2 separate regions of the Homo sapiens genome follow, and region 1 is linked to region 2. A link is a contact called in ENCODE Hi-C or POLR2A ChIA-PET data. All regions are on one chromosome and are shown on one strand. Each heading gives the region's core, a stretch centred on a gene start or an enhancer-like site at or near the end of the contact. The rest is flanking DNA. Distances are from core to core; before and after follow the strand shown.

The links. A loop is a pair of places that touch in the nucleus more often than their neighbours do. ChIA-PET counts read pairs that join two places held with the same protein, here RNA polymerase II (POLR2A). Pooled maps may share reads with other maps.
Region 1: a pooled map shows a loop between it and region 2 (8-fold over the local background). The contact joins the promoter of ZNF579 here to the promoter of LENG8 in region 2. A Hi-C loop is called at or near these places in 2 of 37 single-sample maps with no recorded cell type and 7 of 50 pooled maps. POLR2A ChIA-PET finds 5 or more read pairs at or near these places in 1 of 52 experiments (WTC11).

The regions. Positions count from the first base shown.
Region 1 is chr19:55,578,907-55,585,021 of GRCh38, forward strand. It overlaps ZNF579 (zinc finger protein 579), which reads right to left and starts at 1,942. Exons shown (of 2, transcript NM_152600.3): 1 at 1,889-1,942; 2 at 1-735. The coding sequence starts at 733. RefSeq lists silencers at 2,146-2,285, 2,997-3,291.
Region 2 is chr19:54,445,958-54,452,662 of GRCh38, forward strand. It overlaps LENG8 (leukocyte receptor cluster member 8), which reads left to right and starts at 3,242. Exons shown (of 16, transcript NM_052925.4): 1 at 3,242-3,353; 2 at 5,333-5,425; 3 at 6,136-6,310; 4 at 6,694-6,705. The coding sequence starts at 5,388. LENG8-AS1 (LENG8 antisense RNA 1) reads right to left here and starts at 3,081. Exons shown (of 3, transcript NR_126418.1): 1 at 2,605-3,081; 2 at 2,208-2,258. RefSeq lists an enhancer at 2,992-3,899.

The DNA of each region.
Region 1 (6,115 bases), core at 692-3,191, 1.1 Mb after region 2:
GCTCGCCCTTGGTGGCGAAGGCTTCGCGGCAGCGCAGACACAGCAGCGTCCAGTCTGCCTGGAGCAGGACCTGTTTCTCCTCCTGCCGCCCGGCCGCCAGCGCCAGCTCGGCCCTCAGCTCTGCTGCCCCGGCCTCGGCCTCCTCCGACTCCGACTCCCGGGGCTCCGCGGCGCTGGTGGGCGCAGCCAGCGTGGAAGGCTCCCCCGCAGGCCACGTCTCAGGCCACGCTGCGACCGCCTCCTCCTCCGTGGCCCCTGCTGCAGCGGTGGTGGGCGGCTCCGAGCCCTCGTCCTGCGGGCCCCAGCTGGGTTCGGCCGTCTCCTTGGCCACCCTCTCGATGGCCAGCTCGACCTCGCCGCCCGCGTGCTCCTGAGCCAGGTGGCGCCTGAGCTGGGCCGGTTCTGGGAAGGTGCGGGGGCAGGCGGCGCAGCGCAGCGGGGGCTGGGGCCCGTGGCCGCGCAGGTGGCGGGAAAGGTGGGCCGGCCGGCGGAAGGCCTTGGGGCACAGCGGGCAGGCGTGGGGCCGGAGCCCCGAGTGGCTCAGCCGGTGCCGGGAGAGGTAGTAGGGGAAACGGAAGAGGCGGCCGCAGGTGGGGCAGGGCAGGGGCGCCCTAGGGGCTCCAGCGCCCCCCCTGCCACGGCCACGGCCCCGACCACGGCCTCGGCCACGGCCCCGGCCTCGGCCACGGTGAGGTGGGCTGCCCTGGGCGGGTGGAGGAGGCTGCGGATCCATGCCTGTGGGGAGAGAGGGGAGAGATGGGAAGCGGGGCAGAGATAAAAAGAGGTGCGTGGGGTGTGGCAGAAAGAGAAGCAGAGACAGTCAGAGATGGAGAGGCAGAGAGGGTCAGGTATTTAGCCAGGAGAGAGATATGAGACAGAGACAAAGATGAGAGACACCGAGGGGAGGCCAGAGATGGAGAGACAGGAGGAGAGAGATCAGAGACAGAGCGACAGAGCAGGGAATAGAGACAGGAGAAGGCAGAGATGGGAGACACAGAGAAGTGGGGATGGACAGACAGAGACCAGGAGTCGCAGAAAGACAGGATGGTGAAAGGCAGAGCAGAGAAGAGACAGAGGAGAGTGAGGAACACCCAGCAGAGAGACAGAGACACAGAGAAGAGGAAACAAAGAGACTTGGAGAACCAGAGGCAGAGATAGTGCAAGAGCAGAGATCAGAAGAGCAGTGGCGGGTTGGGGGCCGGAGAGACAGGGAGACAGAGACACAGAGGGAGTGAACTGGGCAGAGGCACGGAGGGGGACAAAGTCAGCGAACCGCTTCTGCTCCAGGTCCCCCGGCCAGGCTGAACGTTTTGGGAGGGGCTGGGACACAGCCCATGGGGCCTGAGTGGAGGGGGTGGGATTTGAAGCCGGTAGGCCCCGGAAATAGAGTGTGTTCTCAGATGCCAGGGGCTGGGAGAGGTCGGGGAGTAGGAGGGTTCAGACTTCTGGTCTGAGTTGGGAGGGGGCTAGGGGCCCAGACTCTTGGGACTGATGGGGATGGGAGCTGGGGATTGAGACTCCTGGGTCCAGGTCATGACGGATTGGGGAATCTGGACTCTGGTATGGAGGAGGTGTGGATTCCTGGGTCCCGGTGGAGGAGGGGCTGGGGAGGGGGCTGGGCTCCCAGGACAAGGGGGAGGCGGGGGCTGGGGACCCAGCTGCCGGGAATCCCCAGGGAGGAGGCGACTGAGGGCCGGACCCCTGGACTCGGGAGGGAGGCTGGTGGGGGTCGGGGGTCCCAGGTCCTAGAGGGGGGCCGATCTCCTCCGGGCCAAGCCTGCAGCTCCCCGAAGGCATGATCAGCAGAATTGGGGCCGGGTCGAGGCCTTGAGGATTTCTCAGCCCTGGGCCTGGGGCTTGGTCCTGGTCGCTGGGGCTGGGTTCTTACCTCGCCTCCTTGGCTCCTTTCTTCCTTCCCCACGGCCGGCCAAACGCGGACGGTGGTGGCGGGGAGGGAGGGGGGCCTGAGCGTGGTGGGGGGTGGAGGAGGAGGCTGGGCTCGGTGTCACTGCCTAAGCCTTCCCCCCGGAAACCTGGCCTTTCCTCGGAGCCTGAAAGAGGAAAGACTGGCTGGGAAGCCGGAAGCGGGAGGACGGGGGACCTGGAGAGGGGAGGGAAGGCAGCTTGCACTACAGGGTCCTGTGAGGGGAGGGGGCTGGGGGCCTGTCCCCCGGGCTCCCAGAGGGCGGAGGGTGCTGAGGGCCTGGAACACTGGGTCCAGCTACTCCCGGCTCCCCAACATGCACACACACATATTCATTCATTCCTTCAACAAATACACATTTATCAGGTCCTGTCTGTGCCAGGCACTGTGTCAGGCCAGGGGAGTGGCCGGGGGAGGAAGATGAATGAATCAGTGACAGAGGCTTCAGGAAGTACTGGCACTCTGGATCAGAACCTGGCTCCAGCCTTCCCTTGGCTGTCTGGGTGAAGGATTCTCCCACTTCGAGCCTCGGTTTCCCCCTTTGTGAAAGCCCCTGCATATACTCATTCAACCCTAAGCGACCAATATTTACTGAATATCTACTACGGGCCAGCCTGCATATATTTGTCTACATATACGCATATTCACTGGGACCTTAGCAGCCAATGTTTACTGAGCACCTACTATGGGCTGGTGCTGTCCTTGGTGCTGGAGTCACAGTGGCAAAAACCGGAGCTCACTGTCTGATGGGGAAGGCAGATAGATACGGATCAATCACGCTGGAGTGCATGTGGGGGAACGTGTGCTCCGAGGCAGGGAACTGCTATGGGAATGCAGAGAACAGAAGGCACTGAGCTGAGCTCACACTGGGAGGAGGTGATTCCTGAGGTCTTCCTGGAGGCAGCAATGTTTCAGCTGAAATTGGCAGAATGAAACCAACCTGGCGACATCTCAGAAACCTATTCTGGAGCAGAAAAGGCATTTTGCAGGAGTATACCCACAGCTTGACGCTGTTTGTTTAAGGTTACATTCCTGCCAAACAGTGCTAATGAGAGTGCGAGCAAACAGGTCCTTTCATACACGGCTGGGGCAAGTAGAACCTGGAACATTCTTACCGAGCCAGCAATTCCAGGAATTTATTCTTCAGAGGCATCTACTCGGAACTGCACAAAATAATGTCTGCACCAGGTTAATCATTGCAGTACTGCACATCACTGCAAACAGCTGAAACCAATCTAAACACCCATCTGTAGGAGAGCTGAGTAATAAATCATGACTGATCCACCCAGTGGAATACTAGGTGTCCATAGAAAAGAACAAAGAAGCTCACCGTGTGCATATATGGTAAGTCTCCAAGTGATAACCTGTAGAAGAGAAAAATGGAAGGTCAAGTACAGCCTGCAGCCTGTTCTGGGTTTGTGTGTGTTCTGGGATTGTGTCCAGATGAACTGGAACAAGAGAGAAGAAACTGAAACTGGCAACATAGTCTAACTTCCAGGACAGAAATTTACTACACTCTATCCTTGTTTTTTTGTTTGTTTGTTTTTTTTTGTTTTGTTTTGTTTTCTTTTGAGATGAGATCTCCTTCTGTTGCCCAGGCTGGCTGGAGGAAGTGCAGTGGTGTGATCTCGGCTCACTGCAGCCTCGACCTCCCGGGCTCAAGCAATCCTCCCACCTCAGCCTCCTGAGTAGGTGGGGCTACAGGAGTGTGCCACCATGTCTGGCTAATTTTTGTATGTTTTGTAGAGATGGGGTCTCCCTATGTTGCCCAGGCTGGGCTTGAACTCCTGGGCTCAAGCAATCCACCTGCCTCGGCCTCCCAAAGTGCTGGAATTACAGACATTAGCCACTGTGCCCGGCTTTTTGTACTTTTTGAATTCAAAACCGTGTGAATGTGCTATATACTCAAAAAAGTAAAGGAGGCCAAGCATGGTGGCTCACGCCTGTAATCTCAGCACTTTGGGAGGCCCAGGTGGGCAGATCACCTGAGGCCAGGAGTTCAAGACCAGCCTGGCCCACATGGTGAAACCCCATCTCTACAAAAGGTACAAAAATTAGCCAGGCATAATGGCACATGCCTATAATCCCAGCTACTCAGGAGGCTGAGGCAGGAGAATGGCTTGAACCTGGGAGGCAGAGGTTGCAGTGCGCTGAGATCGTGCCATTGCACTCCAGCCTGGGCAACAGAGCAAAACTCCACCTCAAAAAAAAAAAAAAAAAAAAAAAGAAAAGAAAAAAGTAAAGGAAAAAGAAATACATGGGGATTATAAAAATAAATGAAATGAAAAATAATAGCTTACTCTTGTGAGCGTATTACAAATATGATCCCATTTACTCCTTGCTTTATGAAGTAGGTACCATTATTTTTCCCTTTTACAGAGGATGAAAGTGAGATACTAGAAGTTTCCAAACCTAGCGAGTCTCAGTAAGAAGTTTCACTTCACAAACAGATAGGAGAAATGATAGTGGATCAGAAGCATGATTTAAAAGAAATAATAAAAGGCCGGGCGTGGTGGCTCATGCCTGTAATCCCAGCACTTTGGGAGGCCGAGGGAGGCAGATCACTTGAGGTCAGGAGTTCAAGACCAGCCTGGCCAACACGGTGAAACCGTCTCTACTAAAAATACAAAAATTAGCTGGGCATGGTGGTGCGCGCCTGCAATCCCAGCTAGTCCGGAGGCTGAGGCAGGAGAATCGCTTGATCCTGGGAGGCGGAAGTTGCAGTGAGCCGAGATCGTGCCACTGTACTCCAGCCTGCGACAGGGCAAGACTCCGTCTCAAATAAATAAATAAATAAATAAATAAATAAATAAATAAATAAATAAAATAGGAATGGGGTCTCACTCTGTTGCCCAAGCTAGTCTTGAATTCCTGAGCTCAAGCAATCCTTCCACCTCAGCCTCCGAAAGTGCTGGGATTACAGGCATTAACTACCGTGCCCAGACTAGGAGCATGCTTTTTAAAAGCACCTTGTCCATAATACTATATTTTAAAGAATATATACCATGGAATAAAAGTCTAAAAATGTCTGTGGTAATAATAGGCACCAAATTCAAGATATAAGTTATGTTTGAGATAGGAGAGGCAATCAGATCTTGGAGGGGGTGGTCCGCGGGGAGTCATTTGTATCCCTAATATTTCAAAGCTGGTAGTCAGAATATGGGTGTGTGTATTTTAACATGTTTTTTGTAAAATACACTTAAACTTTATAATTGTAACCATTTTAAATCACACAGCTCAATGGCACTAAGTAAATGTTGCACAACTATCCACGCTGTCTAGTTCCAGAACTCTTTTTTTTTTTTTTTTTTTGAGACAGAGTTACACTCTTGTTGCCTAAGCTGGAGTGCAATGGCGTGATCTCGGCTCACCGCAATCTCCGCCTCCTGGGTTCAAGCGATTCTCCTGCCTCAGTCTCCCAAATAGTTGGGATTACAGGCATGTGCCACCATGCCCAGCTTATTTTGTATTTTTAGTAGAGACAGGGTTTCTCCATGTTGGTCAGGCTGGTCTCAAACTCCCGACCTCAGGTGATCCACCTGCCTTGGCCTCCCAAAGTGCTGGGATTACAGGCGTGAGTCTCTTTCTTTCTTTCTTTCTTTCTTTTTGTAGATATGGGGTTTTGCTTTGTTCCCTAGCCTCATCTGAACTCCTGGTCTCAAGCCATCCTCCCACCTGAGCCTCCTAAAGTGCTAGGATTACAGGCGTATGCCACCATGTCCAGCCTAGTTCCAGAACCTTTTCATCAGCCCAAACAAACCCTAAGCCCATTAGCAGTCATTCCCACACTCCCTTCTATCCCCAGCCCCTGTCAACTAATAATCAGTTTTCTGTCTCTATGAATTTGCCTATTCTGGACATTTCATATCAATGGAATAATCATACCATATGTGTTCCTTTGTGACTAGCTTCTTTCACTTTGCATAAAAGTTTCTCCTCCTCCTCCACAAAGGACATTGCCCCCCTCTTTTTAAAAAGTGAGACAGGGTCTTTCTCTGTCGCCCAGGCAGGAGTGCATTGGTGCAATCACGGCTCACTGCAACCTCCACCACCAGGGCTCAAGCGATTCTCCCACCTCAGCCTCCCAGATAGCTGAGACTACGGGCATGCACCACCACGCCTGGCTGATTTTTGTTTTTGGTAGAGATGGGATCTCGCCATGTTGCCCAGTGTGGTCTTGAACTCCTGGGC
Region 2 (6,705 bases), core at 1,992-4,491:
GAGGTTGAAGCTGCTGTGGGCTGAGACAGAGATCACATCATTGCACTCCAGCCTGGGTGACAGAATGAGAAACCCTGTCTCAAAAAAAAAAAAAAAGTACAGTTTTGGTTTTTGCTGTGACTGGGCTCCTGGAGTGAGAGCTCTGGATCCCAGCTGCAAGATGAGGAATCTGGAGCCGAGAGAAGGGAAACGAGTTTTCCAAGTCATACGGCTGGTTAAGTAAAAGAGCCGGGATTATGACTTAGGTTTCCTGCCCCCCAAGATTATTATTTTTTGAAACAGAGTTTCGCTCTGTCTCCCAGGCTGGAGTGCAATGGCATGATCTGGGCTCACTGCAACCTCCACCCCCAGGGTTCTAGCGATTCTCCTGCCTCAGCCTCATGAGTAACTGGGATTACAGGCATGCGCCACCATGCCCGGCTAATTTTTCTGTATTTTTAGTAGAGACGGGGTTTCGCCATGTTGGCCAGGCTGGTCTTGAACTCCTGACCTCAGGTGATCCACACGCCTCGGCCTCCCAAAGTGCTAGGATCACACGCATGAGCCACCGCGCCTGGCCTACCCAAGATTATTAAAATAAGTTTTCAGAAGCAACCCCCTACTGGCCAGGCGCAGTGGCTCATGCCTGTAATCCCGGCACTTTGGGAGGCAGAGGCGGGCGGGTCACCTGAGGTCCGGAATTCCAGATACTGTGAAACCCTGTCTTCACTAAAAATACAAAAATTAGCTGGGTGTGGTGGTGCACGCCTGTAAAGAGAATTGCTTGAACCTGGGAGGCAAAGGTTGCAGTGAGCTGAGATCGTGCTACTGCACTCCAGCCTGGGCGACAGAGCCGTCTCAAAAAATAATAATAATAATAGATTTTTTAAGAAAAGCAATCCCCTAGTGACTTCTTAGAGCACATCATCAGACAGTTGGGGTAAAATTCTGAAGTGGATTAAGGGAGGGGTGCTGGTTTGCCTGGATGGCTACATGAACATAGCCCTGGAACCAACCAAATATGTAACTGGACAACAGAAAAATAAGTACAGGGTGCATTAATCAGAGGCAACAATGTTTTGTACTTAAGTACACAGAAGACACGATGTGAAGACACCAAGAGAACAGTACTTTTCATGGTTAGACACATTTCTTAGGTATTTTTTCTACTTTGGGATTCTTTTGTGATATAATTTGTCCTGTTTACATAATTTTTTTCCCTGACATGTAAGATAAATGTATCTAATTGTGGGCTTACTTGTAAAGAGTTTTCACATTTAAGTTCCAGTCATTTCATTTTATCGCTGTATCTGTGTACAGAATGCTAAAGAATAAGACATAAAAAATAAAAGTACAGTTATAAACACCTCTTTTAAAAGGCAGAGACTGTTCGCTTGGGCAAAAAAAAGCAAGATCCAACTACATGCTATCTACAAGAAACCCACCCTAAATACAACAGGTAAAAGGAAGCTAAATGGAACGTGGGTCCTGGCTTGTACCCTGGCATGTAAAGAAAACATTGGAGGAAAAGGTGGTGAAATCCCAGTAAAGTCTGGGTTTTAGTTACAGTAATGCATCATGTCAGTATCTACAACAAACCACTTTTGTTGGTGCTTGTGATGACAGCATCAGAAGAAAGTGGGCATAAAACATGGTGGACTGCTTATGATCTTTGCAACTTTTCTTTTTTTTTTTTTTGAGACAAGAATTTCACTCTTGTTGCCCAGGCTGGAGTGCAATGGTGTAACCTCGGCTCACTGCAACCTTGGCCTCCTGGGTTCAAGCGATTCTCCTGCCTCAGCCTCCCGAGTAGCCGGGATTACAGGTGCACGCGCCACCACGCCCAGCTAATTTCTGTATTTTTAGTAGAGACGGGACTTCACCATGTTGGCCAGGCTGATCTTGAACTCCTGACCCCAGGTGATCCACCCATCTCGGCCTCCCAAAGTGTTGGGATTACAGGCGTGAGCCAGCGCGCCCGGTCTTTGCAACGTTTTGAATAAATCCAAAATTATTCCAGAACAAAAAGCTTAGTACCAAAAAGAAAACAAAAACAAAAACAAAACAAACCCCCCCCCCCCCACAGAGTAAAATAACGGAAAAAGATCTACTATGCTAGCACTAACAAAATAATACGTAGTTATGAAAATGGTATGTATTTTTCAAGCTAGACGTTCATAATGGTAGAACATGAGGAGGAAAACTGCCTCTTAAATCCCACCACTTACTGTGACACAGTGACCGGTCCCTGCAGCGGACTGGATAGTTGTATCAGAGTCCTGGACGGAAACAGATGGCACTCAAAAGGTGGCGCGCAGTTCAGAGAAATGCCTATGTACGGATTTGGTCCAATGCCTCAGCCTGACCTCAGGGACCTTCGGGGGTCTGCTCCGCGCCCACCCTTACACATCTGTGACCCCACACACTTCCACCCCAGCGCCACTGCCAACAGCTACACCCATCCCCCTCCAACCGCGTCAGCTTCCAGCCTCGGTCCATCTGAACTCGCCGTGCCCCCTCCCCTGCGCCCTTCCAGATTCATTTGCTAGGGAAGCCCGCTCTTCCGGGTGGAGCTGTTCCTCATCCCCTTTCTTTATCATTCTCTCCCCAGGGCTTCCACATCACCGTGCTGTGGACAATCCCGGAACTCCTGTCACGCCAGTTTACATTTAGGAACAGTAATGGCTCCCACTGACTCAGTCAAAACAAGGCTGCGGCCGGGCACGGTGGCTCACGCCCGTAATCCCAGCACTTTGGGAAGCCGAGACGGAGGGATCACGAGGTCAGGAGTTCGAGAACAGCCTGGCCGACATGGTGAAACCCCGTCTTTACTAAAAACACAAAAATTAGCCGGGCATAGTGGCGCGCGCCTGTAATCCCAGCTACTCCGGAGGCTGAGGCAGAATTGTTTGAACCCAGGAGGCGGAGGTTGCAGTGAGCAGAGATCACGCCACTGTACTCTATCGTGGGCGACGACAGAGCAAGAGCAAGACTCCGTCTCCGAGAACAACAACAACAGCAACAAGAAAACAACAATAAAAAAAATAAGGCTGCGTGGGAGGCAGAAAGAGCTAATGCGGCCACGCTTGTCTCCTCGGGGCCACCGTCCCCACCCAGACTTCCGGTCTGCCTTAAAATGTTCATGCGTAAGTGCGTGGGCAGGAAGGCGGGCTCAAGCGCAGCTCGTGGCGTTCATTGGCTGTGCAGGGCCGAGGGAGGCGGTGCAAGGCCGCCGCGTGACGTCAGGACGCCGCGGTCAGGACGTCGAAGCCAAAGAAGACCAGAGCCAGCCGGGTGGCACAGCGGTGTCGTGGCCGTGTTGCTGATCGCCTGGGTGGTTGTTGGCGTGTCCCTGCAGCGAAGGATCCTGGTTGGTAAGGGGAGCGGCAGGCGAGCAGGCGGGCGGGGATAGCATCTCCTTTTGGTCTTGCGCCCCGCGAGCCCCGAGGCCTTCTCGGCCGTCGCAGCAGCAGACGCCGCGCGCGAGCGTCGACAGGGTGTGGCGGCGCAGGGGCAGCCACTGCGCCTGCGCACCGGGCCTGGGGCCGCGCGTTCGGGCACTAGCGCGCGTGCGCCGTCGTCTTCTAATTTCCGTTCCTCTCCCTTGGAGTTCTCGGGGCCCCGGGGCGCCCCTCACTCGCCGTTGACCGGGTGTTGCCCCGGGCGACGGGCGGCTCCTGCGCGTCTTTCTGGGGCGTGGTGCGCAGGCGCGGCCTGGGCAGTGGCTCCGTGGCTAGTCGTGGGGATCCGAGCGGCCTCCTCCACCCGGCGTCCTCCTTTGCCTTCGCCCAGCCTGCGGGACGGCCAGGTGCTCCCGGGACCTCAGGCCTCGCGTCTGATGCCTGTCTCTGTTCTTGAGACCCGTCCGGGAGTCCTCTGTCCAGCCCCCAACTCCTGACCTTACCTCTAATCTCCCTTCTGCCCTGGGGCTCCTCTTCCTGTGTCCCCGCCACGATCCCTCGTCTCCACCCACGCCCTGTGTCCTGTTTAAGTTAAGCCTTTGCGTTTCTAGGGCTTTTCCCCAGCTCCAGACTCCCGTTCCTATCCCGTCAACTCGTGGGAATTCCGGTTCTCCTGCGGGATTAATTATCCTACTTATCAGTTACTCCCTCTCGGGAGTTTAGGCTCCTGAATCCTTGCTCCGGAGACACTCCACTTTTCTTCCAATTCTCTCTGTACCCCACTCTTAATTCGTTGAACATGTTTTGGGTCTTCTTTGGCATTCCCAAAGCTTTATGTCCAGACACCCAACCACGGTGATCCCTTTTCTCTCCCAGCCCTACCCCTGCTTCCGGGAACCTCCCGTGGAAGCAGGCAGGGGTAGTCCCACTGAGGACTCCCACGTAGGTCTCTTTACTGCCCTTCGGAGACCTTTTTGAAATCAGTCTGTCAGTGCTAAGAACCCATTTCTTCACGTTGGGGTTCACGTTGGCATTCTCAGGAACGCTCAACGACCACTTGCTTCCAGGGTTAACTTCCGGAAAATCCCCTTTTCCTCTCAAAATTTTCTTCTCTTCTCCAATATTCTTCCAGCCCCCTCGATGCTCCCTGAAAGGCCTCCCTTTTCACAGAGTTCTCGGAAACCTTTCCACCCTCTCAGCCTTAAGGGTTCCCTCAGACTCTTCTCATTATAGCATCCATCCTCTTGGTTCAGGTTCCTTTCACAACCCGTACTCCCTAGCTTTTTTTTTTTTTTTTTTTTTGAGACAGAGTTTCGCTCTTGTTGCCCAGGCTGGAGAGCAATGGCGCAGTCTCAGCTTACCGCCCTCCGCCTCCCGTGTTCAAGCGATTCTCCTGCCTCGGCCTCCCTAGTAGCTGGGATTACAGGCATATGCCACCATGCCCAGCTAATTTGGTATTTTTAGTAGAGACGTGGTTACTCCATGTTGGTTAGGCTGGTCTCGAACTCCCGACCTCAGGTGACCTGCCCGCCTTGGCCTCTCAAAGTGCTGGGATTACAGGCGTGAGCCACCGCGCCTGGCCCCTAGAATTTTTTGTAGACCTTTTCCCCTTGATGGAGGCACCCCTACCCTCTGGACCTTTCATCACAGCCTCTCTTTGCTCACATGGGTTTCAGACCCTTCTCCTTCCCTTTGGGAAGTCTGCTCTGGCTTCCCTGTTTCCAAATCCTTCGTTTTCCACCTGGAGCTCTACAAAGGGGCCAGGGGCTTCCCCTCACTCCAGCCTTTCTAGTCCACACCCAGAACTCTTCAGATCCTTGACCCCAGTGGCTTTTCAGTCAGCCTCCCCTTTTCTGCCCGGCTTCTCTTGAGTCCATCTACTTTTCTTCCCCACTTTGTGACGTGTTTTTAGCTCCCCCTTAAGTCTCCCTAACTCATTCTTTTTCTCATAGACAGTGAAAAAGCAGTCTGGCTCCCGAGGTCCACCCCTTATACCCCAAGGTCCAGATGGCGGCCAACGTGGGTGATCAACGTAGCACAGATTGGTTAGTGAGGCGAGAGGGATGGAGGCCAGTCGGGAGGGAAAGAGGAAGCAAGACCCAGTGCTGTCCTCTGGGGTGGGACCTCCCGTGGCCTTAGGGGAGGTGATGCCACAATCCCTGTGGGTGGGGGTGGTGGTGAGGCAAACACAGAGGGAAGCATTTGGTTGTGGTGTGGAGAGGGGCAAGCTTTCACCTCTCTGAGCTTTCGTTTTTCACAGTACAGCGCTTGCTTTGCAGAATTGTGATGATTCATTCAAGCAAGTGTAATTAGGAGGCAGCTTCCCAACACTCAATACACAGTCATTTATTTGTTTTTCTGCTGATTCCTTATTTTTTCTCAAAATAGTGTGATAACCTGCCGACTGGGGTGATGTCAGACAGAATTCATTGATTCATGAAAGACATAGCCCTAGGAGGTGCCAAGGCCTGTGTTCAGTTCTGTGGGTTCTGTTAATTGTTTTGTTTGTTTGGTTTTAACAACTGCTGTGTGCCAGGCTCTGGGATAAGTACCTTAAGTAGGTGATCTCATTTATCCCTCCCAGCAGACTCTGAAGCAGAAACCCTTTATCAGCATAGTACAGATTAGAAAACTTAGGCTTAGACTGGTAGTAACAGTTAGATATGGGATCCAGGGGCTGGAATTTGCCTCCCAACTTGCCCACCTGTGTACAGTGGGGAGAACAGGTGTGACTTGATGTCCTCTCTCTCTGCAGGTCTTCTCAGTACAGCATGGTGGCTGGGGCAGGCCGAGAGAATGGCATGGAGACGCCGATGCACGAGAACCCGGAGTGGGAGAAGGCCCGTCAGGCCCTGGCCAGCATCAGCAAGTCAGGAGCTGCCGGCGGCTCTGCCAAGTCCAGCAGCAATGGGCCTGTGGCCAGTGCACAGGTGAGAAGGCCTCATGGGGCTGGGGTACCCTGAGCCAGAGGTTGTGGGAGGGACACAGTCTGGCGTCCTGTTGTATCATTCAGACGGGGTGCTCTGAGGGGAAACATGAAAAGACGTTCCAGGGTATCTAAATCTGAACGGGAAAAAGTTCTGTTTCCTTGAGGAAATTAGGGCGTGATGTGGTTCTGAAGAGGGAGGCCATGCCCATGCCCCTGGTCTCTAACGTGCGTGAGTCTCATGGTAGAGACAGTGGCTCACTTTGCAGATACATGGACCCAGTTTCATCCCTTGGCAATTGGCCACCAGTAAACAGGCTTGCCCTTTGGGGGCCGTGTGCCTGTGGATTTGGGCTGCTGACGGCACATGTGCCTCTGCTTCCACAGTACGTGTCCCAG